Linked DNA regions of Mus musculus: region 2 is linked to region 1. Evidence: chromatin loops called from intact Hi-C (ENCODE). Cell type or tissue: left cerebral cortex. All regions are shown on one strand. Links, peaks and the distances in the headings refer to the core of each region. The heading gives the core; the rest is flanking DNA.

Evidence for each region. A loop is a pair of places that touch in the nucleus more often than their neighbours do. Peaks named below come from ENCODE experiments on the same cell type or tissue, not always from the same donor. Only the 100,000 strongest peaks of a DNase experiment are listed, where the experiment ranks them.
Region 2: a loop joins it to region 1, with 3.0 times the contacts of the local background. A loop is called at or near these places in 3 of 42 quality-filtered maps.

The regions. Positions count from the first base shown.
Region 1 is chr2:128,686,176-128,688,675 of GRCm38, forward strand. It overlaps Anapc1 (anaphase promoting complex subunit 1), which reads right to left and starts at 1,220. Exons shown (of 48, transcript NM_008569.2): 1 at 978-1,220. Gm39931 (a long non-coding RNA gene) reads right to left here. Exons shown (of 5, transcript XR_001783466.2): 5 at 1,642-1,844. In left cerebral cortex, for the core only: no CTCF peak of the experiment used is centred there; a DNase peak (open chromatin) is centred at 1,250; H3K4me3 peaks cover 1,536 bases; H3K27ac peaks cover 1,261 bases.
Region 2 is chr2:129,116,332-129,121,002 of GRCm38, forward strand. Polr1b (polymerase (RNA) I polypeptide B) reads left to right here. Exons shown (of 15, transcript NM_009086.2): 11 at 1,597-1,767; 12 at 2,709-2,865. Among named protein-coding and RNA genes, the nearest start is that of Chchd5, 11 kb to the right of the region's middle. In left cerebral cortex, for the core only: a CTCF peak has its summit at 2,174 (motif pointing right); no DNase peak of the experiment used is centred there.

The DNA of each region.
Region 1 (2,500 bases), core at 1-2,500:
CACACGGCATGTAAAGATAACTAACATTCAAACATTCTGTGGCATAGTATGTGCCTTTTTGTCTCTGAGGAAACCTCTACAACAGCATTTGTTAGCAGCACTATAACCCTCAGTGTTTGAAATGGCACTTAAGAATAACAACTGCTAACTAAATTTGACTTGAAGCTCTCATCTAAAGTCTTGTTGGCATCATTTTTTTTAACAATCTGAAAGCCTCTAGTTTATACGAAGCCCTCTATAGCTACAAAATCTTCCTTGCTGTGACTTAAACGTCATTCCTGAAATGATTACGCCAAAAAACAGGCCCAAGTTTCTTTTTCACCTCCTAGAAATAAAATCAATATTGAGAACAGAACTTGAAAAACACATATGCCTTATGAAAAGTAGGGGCTTATCAAAATGTGGCTGGCCTTTCCAAATTCTATTCAACAAAGCAGTCAACATTAAAGAACTTGCAACTTTACCCGACGTTTCCTCATGCAAACATGCAATGTCATTCCCTTTTAGCTTAAAACGAACCTACAGGATAACTTTTTATAGCATCATTTTCTCAGTTAGATGCCTTTTAACCCAAAGACATCATACTTAATACTTTTACAGTTCTCCAAAAGTTGTTAAACGTGTTATTCGTTACAGGCCACATAAAAGCATTGAGTTGACATGCTAGAAATAAAACTGTCATTACTGGTTACTAGGAACATATGCAAACAGCGGGACCCTGAGCTGGGTCTCTACAAAAACAGGCTTTCCGTGCTTTTGAGTGAACCGCGCCACGGCGTAGCGGCCGGAGCATCGGCTCATGGCGCGTCGGGCCAACCCGGAAAGCCCAGTCTGATACTGGGGTTCCTCTCACCCCAGCAGGAGCTCAAGGCCAGCCCCGGGGCGCTCAGCCCTTGGGGCACCCGGTGCAGCGAAATTCCAACACCAAGTCGCAGCGATGCGCGACCCGGCCCGGCCCGACCCGGCCCGGCCCGCACCTGAATAACTCGGGACGCGTCAGGCGCTTGCGAGCCCCGGCTGCTCCCCGGAGGCACAAGGGCCGCGAAGGCCCGAGAGCAGCGACAGGACCGTCACGATGACTCCTCACCGCCCCAGTTTCTCATCCCTTTTCCCTCCCGGATGCCGGAGGAAGAATGGGCGGCAGCGGGACACCAAAGACTTGCGAACAACTCAAATGGCTGGAGCCATCTTGGATTTCCCGACCTGCCTCGCGCCAGGGCAGAGCCAGGCTGGGGACGCGCGGCAGCGGAGAGGACCTAGCGCCTGCGCAGTTGAAAAAGGTGTCTGTGCAAGTGCCTATAGCGAAGGCGGTCACTTAACGACGTTACCTCTTTAACAAACCAAATCTCTAAGATCCTGAACTACCTTCTCAATTGAGCTAAGTTAGGTAATTTTTTTTCCCAGCTGGTTGAGTTTCCTTCTCATCTCAAAAGGGGATGTGTGCCTCCTGGCTGATGAATGGGAGCGGAAGGGAGACCACTCATTTTCTCAGGATTGCATGGAAAATTCTCTACCCGGAAATCACACACCCCCACCCAAGATGGGCTTTAGTCCGTTAACTGTTCGTCATCGCTAAGAAAAAAAAAAAAAAAAAAAAAAAAATGGTGAGGCCTATCATAGCCTAAAGAATAAAGAGTTCCAGTCCATTTCTTTGCTCCAAAATTCAGTTTGTTGGAATTTGATAACTTCACTGTAATTGTCTATTGTGATACACATTTATTTTAGTTCATTCTCATCCCTTTTCTTGGAACGCCATCCTTCAGAGCTTGAAGCTGCACTGCAACAGGAAGGCTTGCTCTTAGAACTTGGTGAGCGGAATGCCTGCTTAGCTGAAATTCGCTTGCCTGGATAATCAAAAACAGTCAAATTAACACATATTCCACATGCTCTGCTCCGACCTCTTGATTCCTCCCCGCAAAACCTCCCTATCCTACAAAGGCCTTTCTATCACACACTAGGCTATCTGGAAGAACAAACAGAAGAAAACCCAACAAGGAGCACACGTAAGTGGCCTGTCAATCTCACTGCTTCCATTCTCTACCCTCTACCTCTTGCCCCATCACACAGTTTGTCTACAACCCCATCAACCCTACCAGGAGTCACTTGGACTAGGATACCCCACTCTCCACTGTGTTCTGAGCAACCAAGCCATTGTCATTCTCCTTGAGTCTATGATATCTTCTGCCACTGCCAGCCTAGGATGAGGGAGATGGGGATTGCCTTCTGAAGAGGCCGTACTTAGAAACCCAAACCGATAGGGAACAAACTGGTCGGTGAATGAAAACAAGGACGTGACCACTCCTAGATATGGTTGAGGAGGTTTTTATTGTAGATATTGAGGAATTGGGAGGAGTTGGGCTACAGCTCTTCTCTGCCGGGTGTCCTTGGTAAAATTACAATTATCGCATCTCTGGTTGTAAGGTATAGAAACAAAATGGCTTTTTGCTGGCTATAGAGAACAAAGAGCTTCTTTCCAGCTGTATTTTTAGAGATCAGGGAA
Region 2 (4,671 bases), core at 1,080-3,579, 430 kb after region 1:
AAGCTTGCAGCCTCTACTGAGGCCTGTCTTAGTGAACACAATATTTTTATCTTGGTTTTTTGAGCCAATGACTTTAACAGTTTTCTCTCTATAGTTTGGCTTTCTTTTTTCTGTTCATTATTAACTTTTGTGTTAATTTAATTCATGGACTGGTGAGATGGCTCAGTGGGCACAGGCACACACTCAGACCTAGTGACCTGAGCTTGATCCCCAGATGGCACAAGATCCCAGGGAAGAGCTGGCTTCCCAGACTCCTCCGCTGCTCTCTCACTTTGGCTCTCATGGACCTGTACACATGCAAACACTGAATCCATTAGAATTCAAGGCTTGGAGAGATGTCTCAGTGGTTTAAAGCACTGGCTGCTCTTCCACAGGATCTGGGTTCAATTCCCAGCACCCTGTGGTTGTCCACAACTGTCTAGCTCGGGTTTCAGGGGATTTCACTCCTTCCTTTGAACTCCATGGGCACCAGACACAACATATAGACATTTGCAGGCAACCTTTCATACGTATTAAGTAAATGAGTAAATCTAAAACAATTAACCAATCAAAGAATTCAGTCTGGTCTAGACATGGTAGCTTAATCCCAAGCAATGAAAGGCCGAGACAGGGACAACTATAATTATCAATTTGTGTTTCATTCTTTTCTCTTTCTTGAGCTTTCTTTGGTGTCTGTGGTGAGCTTTATCCTCTTCCCAGACATCAGAGATGTGATGTGGCTGTGTTAACTGAGGTTGAAGACAGCATGGCTGGTCTCAGGACTCAGTGCTGCCAGGGCTAGAATGTCGCCTTTTAATGTCATTTCCTCCCTCTGCGCAGTCTCCATTCGTCTTCACTGATAATGTGCTGAGATGTGGATCCCTTAAGCATATATAGTTTTTAGAATCTTTTTCAAATTATTGTTTTGGTTTGTATTTCTCCCTTTACTTAAGAATTTTAAAAATAATTTTAAGATTTGTTTTTTATGCATGCATGCATTGTCTGTGAAGGCCAGAGGAGTGCGCTGCATCTCTGGGAGAGCTCTTGGCAGTTATAAGCCACCTGTCATGGGTGCTGGGAACTGAAACTTGGTCCTCTGTGAGACCAGTAAGTGCTCTTAACCACCGAGCCATTTCTCCAGCCCTGTTTTGGGTTTGTTGTTGATGTTGTATGTGTGTGTGTGCTTTGTGATTTTAAAAATATATGTGTGTGTGTATGTGCATGTCTGCATTTTGGTATGCACTTGTGAATACAGTGCCTACTGTATGTATTCTTAGCTGTGTAGCCCTTTCTGCATCCCTGTTGCTTGTTTGTTCATTTCCAAATATAGGATTCTTTTCGTGTAATTGTTTGGAAGGAAATTTATTAACTCATGTTTCAAACAGGAGAATAACTTGCCTTTTTGAAAACACTCCTTTGCCATTTCGCGAGGGCTGAGTGGCCTCGTCTGTGGCTGAGACTGGGATGGACAACTGTGGCTCTGGAGTGCTAGGTTTATTACCCAATGACGTCATCTCTTAGATCTTTTTCTTTCCTGTTCTGCCTGGCTTCTCGTGACAGGGAAGCTGAGATAAGACATACATTTATTCTTCACTAAACTCTGTTTTGTTAAACCAGGTGTTGAGAGAAAAAAGAATTCCTCCCTGGATGGAGGTGGCCCTGATTCCCATGACAGGAAAACCAAGTCTGTACCCAGGTCTGTTCCTCTTTACCACTCCCTGCAGGCTGGTGAGGCCTGTGCAGAACTTGGAACTGGGCAGAGAAGAGCTCATTGGAACCATGGAACAGGTAGGGACCAGCTGCAGTGTTGCTTATGGAGAACAGCTTTCAGAGGCTCGGTATCGCGTTTTAAAGCGTTTGCTAGGAGGTCAGACTGACTTTCCAGGCTCTCTTTGCCCGGCTCTAAGTAGTCTTGCTGTCTTGCCACGCTTCCAGGAACCTGCGGGAGGCGTGGTGTTCGCATGACTGCCCTTCATGCTGCCCAGCGTTCACGGTTCTTTTTCACTTGGCTCTGTCACAGTTGGTGAGACCAAGGCATCCCGTTAACTCAGGTCTCAGTTGTCACCTGCATCTTTGCCATTGACAAATAGATTTGTGCCTATTTTTTAAAAAATATTTATTTATTTGTTTGTTTGTTTATTTATTTAATGTGTGTGAATTCACAGTTGCTGTCTTCAGACGCACCAGAAGAGGGCATCTGATCCCATTACAGATGGTTGTGAGCCACCATGTGGTTGCTGGGAATTGAACTTAAGACTTCAGGAAGAGCGGTCAGTGCTCTTAATCGCTGAGCCATCTCTCCAGCCCTTGTGCCTACTTTAAAACAAAAGAAACTGGGTATCACGGTGCACTTTAATCCCAGCACCGGGGAGGCAGAGCCACCAGGGAGGGCTACTCAGAGAAATCCTATCCAAAATAAATGAACATTTATCCTCCTCTCTGGCCCCTCACATTGGACAGGGTAGATGCGGGATGAGTGTCTTAGGGGAAAGCGTTCGGGAGATAGCTCAGTGGCGGAGTGCCTGGCATTCACAGGCTCTGGGTTCCGACTCCAGCACCTTAATAGCAGCGAGTGGGACATTTGTCTGGATGTTCCCCATGCTTCTGGCAGAGGTCGTTCCTGGTCTGGGTGATGTAAGCACTGTGCAGCCTCGAGGGCCAGCCTCTGGGAAGCAGCAAGACCACCACAGTTGTTCCGTGCCTCTCTTCCTGCCCTCCCTCTGCTCCAGCTCTTCATGAACGTCGCCATCTTTGAGGACGAGGTGTTTGGTGGCATCTCCACACACCAGGAGCTCTTCCCTCACAGCCTGCTGAGCGTGATCGCCAACTTCATCCCCTTCTCGGATCACAACCAGAGTCCTCGGAACATGTACCAGTGCCAGATGGGTAAGGTGGGCGGGGTGAGGGTCGGCACATGAGAGCACAGAAAGCACTTGTAAATTACATTGAGGTGATTTCAGACTTACAGTAAGCTTCAAGAATACTACGAAGAATGCCCACAGATGAGACGTCTGTTCTGTTACCAGCTTGCCCAGTTGCTTTTTCAAGCGTGGTGGTGCCCTCCTCCACAGTTCAGTGCGTGTCCCCCACTGTTAGGACTTTCTTAGGATATTTATCAGAATTAGGAAGTTTAGCATTAACTGGGTTTTTTTTTTAAGATTTATTTATTTTATGTAAATGAGTACACGTAGCTGTCTTAAGACGCATCAGAAGAGGACTTCCGGATCCCATTAGAGACGGCTGTGAGCCACCATGTGGTTGCTGGGAATTGAACTCAGGACCTTTGGAAGAGCAGTCAGTGCTCTCAACCTCTGAGCCATCTCTCCAGTCCCTAGCATTGACTTCCTTATTTTAAAAAAAAAATCTTACTTTAAATTACACTTATGTGTCCACAAGTGGGTACTGTGTGTAGATGCAGGTGTCTGCAGAGGCCAGGGGCATTGAGTGCCTCTGGTGCTGGAGTTAGTCAGTTGTGATCCTGGCGTGGGTACTGGAGACTGAGTGCAAGAGCAGCATGCACTCAATGTTTTCATCCTTACTCACTTTGAAGTGGGGTGAAGCACCAAAGGCCCATGGCCAGTCACCTGTGTTCTACTAGTGTGTCTCCCTTGATGCAGAGGAACTCTTCAGTTTGTTTGTGACATTTACATTTTTAAAGAAAATGGCTTGTCTGAGCTTTTGTGACTTAGGCCATTATAGTCAAATCACGTACCTTCTCTACTCTTCATTTCGTCTGAGTCACGCTCTGAGCATTTGACATTCTCATGGCCTTCCTTGAGCTGGTCTTGAATCAGTATCCTTTGGCCTCTGTCTGTCGTCACAGGATTACAGGTGTACATGTCCCACATCACGTCCTGCATCCTTGTGACAGATTTGTTGTTTACTGCATGGGTATGTGACTACAGATCCTCTTGTCCTTATTCTGAGATGTCTTTTTCACACTCACCTGAAGGAAATCTTTGCTGGCTGTATAGTGCTGAGTGGACATATTCTTTTATTTCAGTGTTGCTTTAGTCTGTTGTGTCTAACTAGAAGGCAGGGCTTGTAAAGTACAGTTTCCCTGTCCAGTGTACTGTTTTTTCTCTCTTTAAGACTTATTCTTAAGCTGGACGAGATGGTGCACACCTTTAATCCTAGCAGTTGGGAGGCAGAAGCAGGCAGATCTTTGAATTTGAAGCCAGCCTGGTCTACAGAGTGAATCCCAGGACAGCTAGGACTATACAGAGAAACTTTGTCTCAAAAATATAAAATAAAAAGACTTGTACTTTATTTTTGTTTTCAGATTGACTGTATGTCTAAACATGATTCTTTTTGTGTTCCAATAGCATTTACTGGTCTTTATGAGAAAAAAAAGTGATCAACTTTGGAGCATTTTCAAGGGCTTCCAAACTTGCTTCTTCCTCTTTATTTCTCCTCCTCTTTAAAGACTTGCGTTTTCATAAAAGTCCCTGTGGTTATTCACCTTGCTGTGTGTGCAGGTTATGTGTGTGGGTGTACACGCTGTGGCATGATGGTGGAGGTCAGAGGGCAGCATAAGGGTGGAGGTCGGAGGGCAGCATGAGGGTGGAGGTCAGAGGGCAGCATGAGGGTGGAGGTCGGAGGGCAGCATAAGGGTGGAGGTCAGAGGGCAGCATAAGGGTGGAGGTCAGAGGGCAGCATGAGGGTGGAGGTCAGAGGGCAGCATGAGGGTGG